Linked DNA regions of Mus musculus: region 2 is linked to region 1. A link is a loop called in an ENCODE intact Hi-C map of the cell type or tissue named here. Cell type or tissue: gastrocnemius. All regions are shown on one strand. Links, peaks and the distances in the headings refer to the core of each region. The heading gives the core; the rest is flanking DNA.

The links. Peaks named below come from ENCODE experiments on the same cell type or tissue, not always from the same donor. Only the 100,000 strongest peaks of a DNase experiment are listed, where the experiment ranks them.
Region 2: it touches region 1 in a loop (4-fold over the local background); 8 of 42 quality-filtered maps call a loop at or near these places.

The regions. Positions count from the first base shown.
Region 1 is chr16:30,597,494-30,604,703 of GRCm38, forward strand. Fam43a (family with sequence similarity 43, member A) reads left to right here and starts at 2,230. Exons shown (of 1, transcript NM_177632.3): 1 at 2,230-5,304. The coding sequence starts at 3,107. The coding sequence ends at 4,381. In gastrocnemius, for the core only: CTCF peaks have their summits at 2,282 and 4,052 (motif pointing right); DNase peaks (open chromatin) are centred at 1,077, 2,230, 2,580, 3,180 and 2 more places; H3K4me3 peaks cover 3,607 bases; H3K27ac peaks cover 3,418 bases.
Region 2 is chr16:30,816,917-30,824,484 of GRCm38, forward strand. No RefSeq gene overlaps it. Among named protein-coding and RNA genes, the nearest start is that of Gm26295, 6.5 kb to the left of the region's middle. In gastrocnemius, for the core only: no CTCF peak of the experiment used is centred there; a DNase peak (open chromatin) is centred at 4,585; H3K4me3 peaks cover 1,316 bases; H3K27ac peaks cover 3,491 bases.

The sequences.
Region 1 (7,210 bases), core at 1-5,000:
CTTCCAAGATCGAAACAAGCTTATTAAACAGGTAGTTAGGCATGACACAGCCTGTACCTCTGAGACTGGTGCTCTGGCTGCCACCAGAGAGCTGTAGTGGATGCTTCCTTATCGCTGCTTCTCTCTGGTTTCTCTGTAACTGGGTGTAGCCCATAGTCATACCTTCATTGGAGATGAGACCAGCTTTGGTCCTCTTTTTGCTCCCCGAAGCCCTTCTGGCCCTCAGACATCCTGGACACTTGGCAATGTTAACTTCTTGGATATGGGCTCTAGTTTAGAATTTAGAGTTGGGGATTATAGAGGATCACTCAGCTGAAGGCTAAGTTGGCATGCTTTCCCCAGAATATTTTGTTCTTTCGAATTTGCAAGTTGTCATTATTGGCATTGAACAATAATTTCTATTGTGTGCACACACAAATACGCACAATATTGCAGTCCCTTTGGCAGAAAAGAAACATCAATGTTGGCATGATGGATTATTATAATTCTGGTTTGTTCCATCCTGGTGTCTGGTATTCCCCCCCCCCCCCCCGCCTTAGCCCACCCACACAGCTGGCAAGTTGGGCACTAGGACCCTCGTTAACGGCCAGTCAGGAAAAGGCCATTTCTTCCTACAGAGAGAGAGGGTTTTAAATCCATTATAGGACATTTCTTTGATGGGGAAACATTTCTTTATTGTTATCACTGACTCTGTCGAATCTCATACAAGTGTCTGCATTTTAATCTTGGCATTGCATCATCCTCTGCTCTCAGAGAGCCCTCCAATCCCCCTCCCACTTGGGGAAATCATCTTTCAAACATCGCTTGCTCCCTGGATCCTCTTTAATTTTCTTAGTCACTGGGAACTCTCTTTTCTCTTTTCCCAGATTCTCATAGGACTTTGGGCTTTTCTGGCTGAAGTTAACCCAGCAAAAAAAAAAAAAAAAAAAATATATATATATATATATATATATATATATATATATATATATGTTTGCTCGGATGTCTCATTCATCAAATAGAAGTCGTTTAGCTTTTACTGGTTGGCCCCTGGGTGTCCAGAAGGTTGTGGAGGGTTCAGAGGGGCAAGCCGGCGAGTGAGGGTATCTTGTCTAGAGCTAGACATGGTGGTGCATGCCACAATGTGGAGACGGAGACAAGAGGATCCAAATGTGCGTAGAGCCTGATCGAGGTAACCAGATCCTGTCTCAGGGGAGGGAAAATAAAGGGGAACAAACAAACCCCACGTTGTCCAGTTAGCTCGTGAAAAAAGAGTATGAAAAGTATCATCTGAGTTTTTACTAAGCATTGTCACCCAAATTGCATCAGTGATGGCTCTACAAACAGCAGCACAGCCTTACTTAGAAACTTCATATGTCTCGAAAAAGTGCCTTACTCTGAGGGTCTGTGGCAGTTTGGGTCGGGGGTGGAAACTGGAAGCAAGTAACTTAGGGACCATTCACTACTGTGTTCAATATTGTTCATGGCAGTCATCTTAACCACGAACTTTCCACTACCTGCTTGCTGCTCACCGGCGGATAAATGGCACCAGGAGAAGAGTAACAGGCAAAAAATTGATTCTCTTATAGTTTGCCCCCCCCTCCTGATTCCCCCCCCCCCCCCCCCCAGTTTCTCTGTGTAGCCCTGGCTCTCCTGGAACTCACTCTGTAGACCAGGCTGGTCTCGAACTCAGAAATCCGCCTGCCTCTGCCTCCCAAGTGCTGGGATTAAAGGTGTGCGCCACCACCGCCTGGCTCTTTATTTTCCTTAATAGATGATTATTAAAGAATAATAGTAAACAGAACCTGCAAATTCTCTTGAAGTTGTCACAGAAGGAACACAACAACAGTCACCACAACGACAAAATACTACGCAATTTTCCCCAGAGCCTACAAGCTCAACTTCCACCGCCTCCTCCAGAAGTTTCGATCTAGACGTAGACTTATTCAGCGAGTTGCAATTTAGCCTAGGGTGGAGTGTCAAAGTTTAAGTTCCTCTTGCTATCTATCGGGTAACTCCAGGTCTTTTGGTTTCTATAGCTAAAAGAGATGCTGGTAAATTTGGAACGTGGTTGCCTAAGTGGACTAGTCTTCCCTTCTCTCGACCAGTGCCTGCAACCTGGTCCCTTTAAGAGACCAGAACTGCGTCCGGCGTCGCAGCCCTAAAGGGATCCTCTCCTGTGCTCCTCCCCTGTCCGCGCGGTGAATGGTTCGTGCCGGCCTATATTAACCCGAGATCTTCCTCCCGGACGGCAATGATGTGAAGCGAGCAAGTCGGCTACCGCGCGCACGACCACAGAGGGCGCGCTGCAGATCGCCGAGAACCCCGAAGCGGAGCCGGACACCCCCGGAGGGAAGCAATGAGGTAGCGGCAGTCCCCGGAGCGGACGATGTGCGCGTCCTGCCCTCCGAACCCCGCGCTACCTTGGCCGAGACGGCCGAGCGCGAGTCTCCGGCGTCCCCTCGGAGCGAGGATGCAGTGAGCTGCGGGACCGCTGTGCTTGGCCCGCCGCGGCCAGCCAGACCTCTCGGACCACACTTGGGGCAAGCTGCTTATTCAGGGACCAGTCCAGCCAAGGGGCTCGCCCTCTTCTGCACCCACTGGGGGTGGGGAGCACCGGCCCCTGGGCGCACTGCTGTAGTTTCCGCGGCTCCTGGCCCTGGCCCAAGACTTGTGTGTGTGTCACGTTCGCTGAAGAAGAGTTCCAGCTTATTTCTCTCACCATCCCGGTTGCTTTGGCCGAGCCGCCCACCTTTATTTATTTGTACGCACTCATTTGGCCTTTTTCTAAAATATTTTCCGCTCCGCTCTCTTATTTTGTTGCTTGTTTGAGACTTTTGTCCTGGTCCTCCTCATCTAGGCTTCTCTCTCTCTCTCTCTCTCTCTCTCTCTCTCTCTCTCTCTTTCCTGAATATTTTTTTCTAATATCCTACCCCAGTCCCTGCGGGGTTCCCAAGCACTATCTGGCCTCTCCTGCCTCCATCTCCCTGCCCCGGAGGTCCTCCCAGCCTGAGTTTTATTTTTCGAGCTTGCCCGGGCCAAGCGTAGCCTGGGTTGGTGGCCCTGCGGGGCTCTCACCCCGCGCTCGGCCACCGCCGCCCCAGCCACTCCCGGGCGTCCTCCGGAGATGCTGCCGTGGAAGAAGCACAAGTTCGAGCTGCTGGCCGAGGCGCCGCCGCGGCAGGCGTCCAAGCCTAAGGGCTACGCTGTGAGCCTGCACTACTCCGCGCTCAGCTCCTTGGCGAGAGCCTGCCCGGAAGGCGCGCTCAGCCGGGTGGGCAGCATGTTCCGCTCCAAGCGCAAGAAGCTGCACATCACCAGCGAGGACCCCACTTACACTGTGCTCTACCTGGGGAATGCCACCACCATCCAGGCGCGCGGGGACGGTTGCACTGACCTAGCGGTGGGCAAGATCTGGAGCAAGAGTGAGGCCGGCCGTCAAGGGACTAAGATGAAGCTGACCGTGAGTGCGCAAGGCATCCGCATGGTGCATGCCGAGGAGCGAGCGCTGCGACGTCCCGGCCACCTCTACCTGCTGCACCGCGTCACCTACTGTGTGGCAGACGCGCGGCTACCCAAAGTCTTCGCCTGGGTATACCGGCATGAGCTGAAGCACAAGGCGGTAATGCTACGCTGCCACGCGGTGCTGGTGTCCAAGCCGGAGAAGGCTCAGGCCATGGCTCTGCTGCTTTACCAGACATCAGCCAACGCTCTGGCAGAGTTTAAACGTCTCAAGCGGCGGGATGATGCGCGTCACCAGCAGCAGGAGTTGGTGGGCGCACACACCATCCCACTAGTGCCGCTGCGCAAGCTGCTCTTGCACGGACCTTGCTGCTACAAGCCGCCAGTGGAGCGCAGCCGCAGCGCTCCCAAGCTGGGCTCCATCACCGAGGACCTGCTTGGGGAACAGCAAGAGGAGGAGCTGCAGGAGGAAGAAGAGGAGCATCTGGAGGACTGCCTGGAGGAGGAGGAAGAAGAGGACGGTGTGGGGGATGGGGATCCAGCAGAGGAAGAGGCTGAGGCGCAGAGGGCGCTGGTGGTGGCCATGCAGTTGGAATGTGAGGACTTGCTGGACCCGCTGGAAAATGGCCACGAGGAGGCGTTGGGGGACGGCGGGGTCTCGCTGGGCCCCAGCTCGGGGACATCACTTCCTCTGTCAGTCTGTGCCTCAGACATGAAGGCCCAACTGTCACAGCTTATTAGTGACCTGGGCGACCTTAGCTTTGGCAATGACGTGAGCACCCTGGAGACCGATTTAAGGGTGACACGCCTGCTGTCGGGCGAGAGCACAGGCAGCGAGAGCTCCATCGAGGGCGGAGGCCTGGATGCCACCCCTGTCAGCCCTGGCAACCCATCGGGCCCTGCTGACAGCACCAGCCTAGATGAGCCCTACTCGGGCTAAGCTGCCAGAAGACTTCTCTGTGCGCCCCTCCCAACATACACATAGTGGCTCCCCAACAGTAGTTCTATTCCCCCTAACCTCCAGGAAAGGGAAAATGATGCACTTGAAGCCCAGACCCGACTTTGGAGTTTTCTGGGGAAGCTATTCCCTCTTGCTAGTTGCCCCAGCGCTTTGGCTCAGAGGTGGCTCAGGTTGTGAACAGGGGGATGGGGGGCAGGGAGGGCGAGAAGCACTACAAAGGTGGGTGAGGGAGAGCTGGCTGAAGTTGGAAAAGGCCAAGGGCGGGCTGGAGGTGCCCAGCAGCCGGTTTCCTGTTTGTGAGGCAGCTGGGGCTAGGGAAGGAGGGGTTAACTTCCTCTCCAGACCCCCTGACTGGAAGGCCTCTTTCTGTCATCAATATCTCATTAACAAAGTCACTTTCAAAACGTTGGAGGCTTCAATGCCACTTTACCTGCCCCCAGTTCTTTCGGATAGGGGAGCTTGGGCTGTTTACCTCAGACTCAAACTCTTGAAAGTTTGCCAAATTTCTCAAATAACTCTTCTTGGGGGGGGGGGCAGTGTATGAAAGTCGTGTTTTGTTTACAGTTAAAGAAACCTAATATCTAAAAAACAAAAAAGGAATTTTCCTTTAGAAATACACACCTTCCTCTGGCCCCAAAGCTCCTACTCCATGATGCTATGTAAAATATTTTTGCACTGTTGTGAAGTATTTTTGACTTTTTGTTTTTTGTACATAACTGTGTTCTCGGAGCTGAATGTTTATATCTCTTTTGCTGTGCAAAAGATACCTGTAAAATGTTGTACGGTTGTATATATGGAAATGTGTATAAAACATTTTGTTATTTTTTTGAGCAGCCTTGTTTCAGTTCTGTTGGCATGTCAGCAGCGGGGTGAGAATAAAGAGGAAAAGCTGTCAGAACAGGCGAGAGCCTCTGGAAATGCTACCCCAGATGATTGGCGGGGAGGAGGTGGGGGCGGGGTTGTGCCTCCAGTTTTAGTGTGGTCCTGCTGTGGCTGGAAGAGAGCCGGAGGTGAGACCTTGCCACCCATAGCGTGCTTTTGGATCAGACCAACTCGGGGTGTTTTATCTGTGGCCAGCCTCTGTATATTTCATATTCCCATTGTGTGTGTGTGTGCAGTTTTGCTTGCTTGTTGCTTTTGAGACAAGAGACGCACTGTGCGGCTCTAACTGGCCAGGAACTTCCTAATACAGACCAGGCTGGCTTCAAATTGAGAGATCTGCTTGCCTCTGTTTCCCAAATGTTGGGGGTCAAAGCTGTGCAACATTCGTTATGCCTGGCATATGGATTTTTTTTTCCTTCAAGCTAATTTTGGAGAGGTCAGTGTAAATTCAACTGCCCACGCTGTTTACACGAGTCACGTGGATGGCTGTTTACTGAGTGACTTGCCGTGTGCTGAGCTTTTTTTTTTTTTAACCACCTCCTGTGGGTTGGCCTAGTGACCAAGTACAAACATAATCTATAGTCCTTTTCCTCTGCAAATTGCCACGGTGCTTTGGAGACCGGACTAGCACCCTAAAGAGGGACTCAGTGGAGTGAGGCCTTTGTTTTTCTCTGGGAAGAAAAGCAAAGAGAAAAGTTGTAGGCCCCAGCCACCCGGGGGTGGGGGGTGAAGTGAGTAATGGCGCAGGTGGGGCTCGGGGAGACAGCTTGAACTGCCTGTTTCCTGCCCTTGCAGCCCAGCCTGGCCCAGTGGGAACCATTCTGAGAGCAAGACAGCGGAGCTGTTGGCTTGGCGTGCGGGTGTGTGCTGTGGGCTGTTCATGCTTTCTCCGTTTGTTTCTGTTGTGAACTCCAACCAGATGTCTCTGGTTGGGTTACACCCAGAAGCTGCCCGAATTCCCTTCTGCCAATCATTTTTCCCATTGCCCTTTTGGATCTCTCTTCCTGTGCGGCCGAAATGGATCTCACTACTGGCCCTTTCGAGCTGTCCTGAGGCCACTTTGCTTTGTTTTCTTCCAAAATATGTTCTGAACGGCTAGGCCCAAGAATCCCGAGGAGACTGGAGGGCACTGGAATCAGAGAGGAAGGGAGGGTGAAGTTTTCTTCCTAATTAATGGGAGTGGTTCAGCAATAAACCTATCCCTTTAAAAGAAAATAAAAGGGGTGGGGGTGTGGGAAGTATTTTTTTTCTTTTAATATTCAATGTCTTTTTAAGGACACAGGCCACACCTTTTAATCCTCTAGTTTGGTCTGGTAAAGTCTTCATCTCCCAGAATGCATCAGAGGTACATCATCGAATGACATTTTGAAATGTTCAGGTAGACATCAGGAAGGGAAGCAGCAGCACACCCTGCTGCAGCCGTCTTTGGCGACACCGCCCGCAGATAGCTGTGTGAGCCATCGGTCTCCTGTCTGACAGAGTTCACATTTCCAGTTACTTCCACACTGCCAACTTCCTCCACCGAACAAAACCTAAGGACGTCTAAGGCAGTGGAGCTGATACAATTCCTACCCAGGAATAGGCCCTTAACTGTTAGCCAGACCTCACGCCAAGGTTGGCTTTCATCAGCAAAGGCTGTAGATAGGACAACAGCGTTTAAGCCAATGCCACCAGCAAGCACAAGGCGATTCTGTCTTTAAAGTTTGATTTTCTTTTTTTCCTGCCTTCTTGCTTGATTTAGGAGTAGGAACAAGAAATGCTGATGGAAAAAGAGGCAGCACCCTTCCTCCCTCTCTCGTCCTTGCCTCCCTCTTGCTCCCCTTGGCTTCTTGGCTGTTTGTCACCGCACCTCAGGGCTCTTGGCTGATGTAATTCTAGAAGAGATGCGAAGGGGAAACACGATGCAGTGGCTTGCTTCATCTCCGT
Region 2 (7,568 bases), core at 1,646-6,645, 220 kb after region 1:
GACCTCTGCCTTCCGAAAAATGTTTATGACAGAGCATAAGGAAGCCAGAAAAAGCACTCAGATTCAAAACAATTTTCCTGGAGCGCCCAAAAATATCAGTGTTTGTTTTCTCTTTCTGAAGCAAATACCAAAAAACAGCCTTCAGGGGATTATTATAAATTTAACAAGACTAAAATGAATGGCAGTTAAATGCAAAATGTGATTGATCAGATACTAATATATATACACACACACATATATATATATACTTTCTGAAATACACACACACACATATACACATATTTCAGAAAACTGATATGCACTATGTCTTGGATGACACTTTATATGAAGGCTAAATGTCCTCAAAGTGACATTAATATTAATAAACCTACCACACAGGAGTCTTACTAATAGTTTGTGATCTCTAGGATCTCTAGGACTCGTCATGACTACAATCTATTCTCAAGTGCTTAAAGGAAGCTTGAAGATGCGCATGCATTTGTATGTACACATTCGAATGTAAAAGTGGATGCAGTATCCTTGTGCGTCTACGGTTTTGATAGAGTACAAATGAGGCAAAATATAATTTAGCTGAAATAACATATGTGTTATACTTGTCTTAATTTCTTGTGTGTGTGTGACTGTGCATACGTATAGGTTGGAGGTCAACCTCGGGTGTCAATCTCAGTTGTGTATTCGTGTTTCTTCTTTTTGGTTTTTTGAGACAGGGTTTCTCTGTATAGTCCTGGCTGTTCTAGAACTCATTCTGTAGGCCAGGCTGGCCTCGAACTCAAAGATTTGCCTGCCACTGCCTCCTAAGTCCTGGGTTTAAAGGTGTGCATCACCACTACCCAGCTCCATGTTTCTTCTTCTTCTTCTTCTTCTTCTTCTTCTTCTTCTTCTTCTTCTTCTTCTTCTTCTTCTTCTTCTTCTTCTTCTTCTTCTTCTTCTCCTTCTCCTTCTCCTTCTCCTTCTCCTTCTCCTTCTCCTTCTCCTTCTCCTTCTCCTTCTCCTTCTCCTTCTCCTTCTCCTTCTCCTTCTCCTTCTCCTTCTCCTTCTTCTTCTTCTTCTTCTTTGGTTTTGTTTGTTTGTTTGTTTGTTTGTTGAGACAGGGTTTCTCTGTGTAGCCGTGGCTGTCCTGGAACTCACTCTGTAGACCAGGCTGACCTCGAACTCAGAAATCCGCCTGCCTCTGCCTCCTAAGTGCTGGGATTAAAGGCGTGTGCCATCATACCCGGCTCCATGTTTCTTCTTTTGAGACAAGATCTCTCATACAGAAACTTGGTAGATGTGGCTGCCTGCCCAGCAAGCCCCAGATATCTACTTGTCTCTACCTCCCCAATGCTGGGATTGCAAATATGCCTCTGCACCCCCTGCCCTCTCTCTCTTAATGTGGGCTCTGATCCAACTCAGGTCTTGTACCATCTGCTTGGCCCGTGGTCTTCATTCCTGGATTGATGTGTTCCATATACAGAGCAAAGCACACAGTGTAAGTGCACATAGCGGACTTCTTGAAGTTTTTCTTTGGAGTTGAAAGTTTTACAACAAAATATTGATGAAAGCAAGCAGTGGGCTGGGTCACACACACTCTGAGTCCACTGCGCATCCTCATGAGGATAAGGTGGTGCTGTTGTTTTCTGAGGCCTCTTACACTTGGGATAAACAGCTAAGGCTGAGGTCAAATTCTTTGGAATAAATATCGTGTCTTAGAAAACTTGTCCCAAGTCTCAAACGCTCTGGTGCCAGTGAACATCACAAATCTCTTGTGTCTCATGAGACTTCCCCAGTGAAACGTGGAATTCTCCTTAGGCCTAAGCGTTAAACCTGGGATTGCTCACAGACTTGGAGAGTTTCCAAAGCAAACACAAGTATCTCCCTCCCCCCAGCCCACTGCCCTATCTCTGGGAAGGAGCTGTCAAACTCAGAGAGGTCAAGGAGCTGGAAAGCAACCCTGACTGCTTGCTTTGAAGATTTGCATTATTGGTAGCTCTCTGGTGGGCTGGGATGAGATGACTGGGTACCAGGCCAGCTGGCAGGAAGGAACCCCAAGGAGATGCTCCCCATCTCTGTCCCCCACCCCACCCAGCAGGCTTGCTTGCCAGCTTAGAGAAGTGATCTTGTCCTGCACCTAGCATGTCCTTAACTCTCACTGGTTAGTGTGGGGGAGACATCAGGGTCTTCAAAGTTGGCCCCTGGTGGTTTCCTTCCTTCTTCTCCTCGTCTACACCAAATTTTTTCAGGTCAGGAAAACTGGAGAATTCTCGGACAAATATGGTGGGAAGTCCTGAGGGAAACAAGACTTCCAAGTTCACAGGAACTCTCCTTCTTCTTCAGGAACTCGGAAGTCCTGTTTCGCTCAGGACTTCCCACCTCAGGCAAGCAAACCTGTCCCTCAACTGGGGCATCTGGAAATCACTCATCCTACTTGCTCAGCTCAAGGACAGGTGCTCAACGCTTCCCTCCTGTCTCTCCTTCCAGCCCTGCCCCTCTGTGATCTGCTTTCCTCCCAGGTGGCCAGGAAGCAAGATGAAGGAGATCAGAATGTGAAGTCCAAGATGATCCAGCTCGCCCTAGAATCTGGGCTTCTTCCTTCTAAGCACTTTTTCTTTTCTGCTACCCACCCCCCTCCCCAACAGAAAACAGTAGTGTCAAATACTGTGCTAAAGACACACTTCCATTTTAAGAAAAACCAGTCTGGCCTCAAGACTTCTCATTTTCATAAAGTGAACCAAAAGAAGGATTCTGAATTCCCCTGATTCGACGAGATTTTTTTATAAGGTCTTCTTGCCAGGAGAGCTGTTTTAATTGAAATCTTGGATTTTAAAGTATACCTGGACAGGCCTATTTCATCTGGGAAAGCCAGGGATGTTAATACAGAATTTTGTCTTTGTTTTCCTTCCAGTTTTTAAATAGGGAAGTGTTCAGAGCCTAGGGATGTGAATTGTGCCCTTGACTTTGACTTCATTATTTTAATTGTTTATAATCTTCATTGTAACACAAAAACTGCAGTTATTTCAACACAGACGAGAATGTATTCAGCAGTCAATCCCAGATAATGCCGAATTGTTGGATTCTAATGATGCTCGGCTCAAACATCAAAATGCTATTTCATAAAGAATACAGTATCTTTTTTATTGCTCTCACCGAGTTTGGCATTGACCATAGGAAGAATGGTAAGGGTCTATGATTCACAGAAGAATGATACCTCAGACTCAAACAGTATGCAAACGCAAAGAGTGTTTTATTCTGCTAAAGTCCAGCATGCTGGGGTCTTCCATTACCAAGATAGAGAGACAACCAAGTGAGCTTGCAGGCCAGATTTAAAGAACGTTAGTGGATTCCAGGGTAGGTAGTCTCCAGGGGCATTTCAAAACTAGGGTGTTGCGGGGGGGGGGGGGGGGGGGCTGGAAACTGTTGCTGAGGAAGTCTGGAAACTTGCTGACCCGTTGTCCTTGCTTCTGTCCAGGTGGCCGGGCAGCTTCTAATGGCAGGGCAGTTTCTGACTAGCTGCCTCAAGTCTGGGGCTTTTTTCTAGTAACTGGCTTACCTGGGCTTGCCTGGACTTGCCCAGTTGTTAGACCTAGACTCTCTAGACTTGCAGTTTGAAGCCTGTCATGGAGTCTCACAATTAATCTAGAAGGGCTGCAGAAATGGCTCAGCTGCTCTTCCAGAGGACCCAGGTTGATCCCAAAACCCACATGGCAACCTCAACCACTTGGAATCCCAGTTCCAGAGGATCTGACATCAACTTCAGACCTCTGTGGGCATCAGGCACACACGGGGTGCACAGACAAACATGCAGACCAAATTATACAAACAAAATTAAAAAAAAATTTTTTTTTTAATTGGGGGATGGGATGGAGTAAATGTTCTAGAAAACCTTATCCATGTGTTGGAGCCAACAAAGAGCTCTGGAGCTACTCCAGTTTAAACTGTCAAACATTAAGCTACCATTCCAAGACTGGGCCCCAAGTCTTAGAAAGTACCATCAACTCCCTGGGCGATTCTTAGCCATGGCATGGCTCACCGGCATCATTGCAGGAAAACGTCTCAAGGATGCTCCCTCTGTTAGCAACACAGCCTGTATAAGAGCACCCCAGCTCTTGCACAGCACCTGCAGACCAGAGCACCACAGCAATGCCTCTCTGTGGTAGGAGGGAAAAAAAAGCACCAAGGATTTATTGAGTCACAATCAGAAAATCTCTCCAGTTGTGAAAATGGCGTAATTTACAGATAGACAGACTACCAGTTCTGCATTAGATGAGGTGAAGAAAAGAAAAAGATTCCATTAAAATATTGTTATTTCACATTCTCTGGATAGCTGAGCTTCCTGACTGACATTCTTCTCCGAGTTGGAGAGGAAGCTCTACCCAGCTCAGCTCTGCGTGGAGTCCTGAGGCACAGGACAAAAGCATGGTCGATCAGTGCAGCATTCCGGAGTCAGGGGCTAACGGGGAGCCTTCTCCCTGCCCGAAGTCACGAGGTCACGGGGCAGGAGGAAAGAGGAAAAGAGTGGGGGAAAGTTGACCCAGGACTAGTTGCATGCCAAAGTCATTGTTCTGGCTCAGCCACTCCTTCCTGGAAAGTGGTGTGTGGGGGAGGGTTGCGCAGAGCCTCCCGGCTCCGGTTTCCCGGATGTTGCTGGCTCCTTGGAGATCCCTGGGGTCTGCTTATTTACCAGGCTTGAAGGCCCCAGGGACAGAAGGATGTGAGTGGAAATTATTCGAAGTGAGACACAAGGAGAAACCAAAGGCAAAGTAAAAGCTTTCACACGCTGCTCGCAGCTATCTTTCCGTGCAAATTCTAATCAATGAAGCAGATGTCATAGCTTTACTGCCTGCTACAACTTTCAAGTGTGTTTCATGGCGTTTTGTTTGTTTATTCATTTATTTATTCCAGCAATGACATTTGGAGAATGCTTTAAAAATGCCAACACAAAGAGAAGAGACACATTTAAGGCTTCTGGAAAACAACTTTTAGTGCATTTCAAGCTCATCTCTAGCTATTCCAAAATATATTTAGTTCTCTGAAGTCATTAACAGAGAGAGGACCAGGTCCCTGCCAGGAATCTCTCCCGCTCCCTCCCACGCGTAGTTGATTAATGGGATCTAGTCAGGCTGGGTTTTAATATGCTTTGCTATCCAGTGGCACACGGTCAGTGAGCTGAGAAGCAGAGTTCTGGAAAAGGCACGTGTGGAGAGTTGTGGAGAGCGCATGACTTTGGGTGGAGATCAGGGTGGGTGAATCCAGGGACTTGTATGGTGGGCACAATGAATGAAAGGGACAATCAATCTCTGCAGATCTGCTATAGGAAAATGCCCCAGCAGACTCACTGTGCAGATCCAGAGCACCCAGGAGCAGAGAAGAAGCCCCGTCTCCATAATAAGCCATTTACCAGGGTGCCTTAGACAGCGTTGAAATTCCCGACCTTGGCATATGTCTGGTACACTCCTGGTGCCTTTTGCTGGGAAGGCTGCGGAAAGGGCTCAAGCTGATGGCAGACGGAGGCTAGATCTACTGTAAACACTGACTCAGCGAAAGGCAAGGCGAGTGAAGGCCATTTCCCCCAGGAAGGAGATTTTCTGGTACCAGGCTCAAGTTCCCAGCAGAGGCCCATTCTGAGAATGTCATCCCATGTGTGGGTTTGGGACTCATCTCATCTTATGCTCCTCTTAGCATGGTACAATGTTTACCACGAGTGAATAGATGTCTGCAAGAAGGGCAGAATAAATATTGGTCTGCTCTCTAGGGAAGATGATGGTGTTGGCATTCAAAACTGGGACAAACAGGTGTGGTGCATATTTAACTTATCAAAGTGGACCTGGCCCTCAGGTTCTCCCAGAATCCCTCAGTCCCTACCTGGCATACCCAGCCCTCTACCCTGAACTTTCCAGCTGAGGAGTGGAGCTTCCTTCCCCGCCTCCAGAAGTTCTTCCCTCTATAACACTGAAATGTTGGTAGTCCCAGCCCTCCTGACCCTCTTTTTCTCTCTCTGCTTCCTCTTCTCCCTCCCCTCTGTCTCCCTCCTCATGGCAACTTATCTGGCCTTGTTCCTTGGGATCAGAGAGTGGCTTCCCAATCAACCTGCCTTTATATAATCTAATCAAGCTTGAATTGACTCATTTCATCCTAGCAGAGGGGCGAATTCTAGACAATGCCAGCAGAGGGGATCTTGAAGATTCTCAGTGCCTAAAATGTTGATAAATGGTGGAGCTGATAGGCTTTCCCGGTGCCCCTAGTGAGTCACTACCTGTTGTGTACACAGCCTGCGATGCTACCTGTACCCCCAGAAACAACTAGGAACATACTGTGTCACCTGAAAATAAGTACTTTCTTTAAAGGGGCAGGAAAAACACTGGATCATGGCAGACTGCCTGAGAATGCCTGTGTCTAACTGTGGCATTGTTATAATGACTATGGTGTCCCCAAGGTTCTTGTGCTACATGCCTAATTCTCTGTCACTGACACTATTATGGAATGTGATGGAAACTTTAGGAGATGTGGTCTTACTGAAGGAAGTAGGTCACTGTGGGTGTCTCCCTTTGAGGATTATGGCTGAATTCAGTCTTTTCCTATTTTCTGTTACACCCCCCCCCCCGTTTTTTTCCAATTTACACAAGCTAAGGCTATTTTGGAAAAGGGAAACTTAACTGAGAAAATGCCTCCTCCATAGGGTTGGCCAGTAGGCAAGGCTTTGGGGCATTTTCTTGATTAGTCATGGATATGGGAGGACCCAGGTCACTCTGGGGCAGGTGGTCCTGGGCTGTATATGAAATCAGGCTGAGCAAGCCAGTGAATAGCACTCCTCCATGATCTCTGCTTCAGTCCCTGCCTGCGGGTTTCCTGCCTTAACTTTCTGCTTTGACTTCTGTCAGTGATGGACTATGGCTGAGATGGGCTGCTTTGGGTCTTGGTCTTTAATCCAGCAATAGAACCCCATCTAAGACACTCCGCTTCCTATACACAGGAGCTTAGTGGTCTCTGCCTTATGCTTCTGCTACCAGGCTGTTTGGCTGGCCCAGAATCAACAGGGCCAAGGACAGGGGGCCGAAACATCGGAAGTCATGAATCCAAGTAAAATTCTTTGTCTTTTAACACATGAATGGAAAATAAATTCACTGGGGAGGGTGTGCAATCTGAAGTTACCTAACACAGGACTTAGGTAACTCCAATTCACACCAAGACAAGATAGACTCATTTAGAGACCCAAGAGTGGACTCAGAGACAAGGAGCACCTAAAAGTTGCTGGCACACAGAAGCTCGGTGGACGCTTGTATGGCGAACACTCATGGCTGAGTGAGTGGATGTGTATTTTGATGTGGGCGAGGCTTGTTAAGGGCTCTAAGACACGTATGGGCCACACTCAGGAAGAATGAGCAAAGCTTGAAGGAGCTGAGCTTGAGTGTTTATGGATGGCTGATCAGTGGGTACAAAGACTAACAACTGTGGCTCACTCTTGCAGATGTTTACAGCCAATTGTAGCAGTAGAGAAACCCACCTGATCCCAGCTTCACTGAACATGTGTAGATGTATTTATCCTTTCTTCACCACCTCCACACTACTATCTAAGGTTCCGAACCCAAGCCATG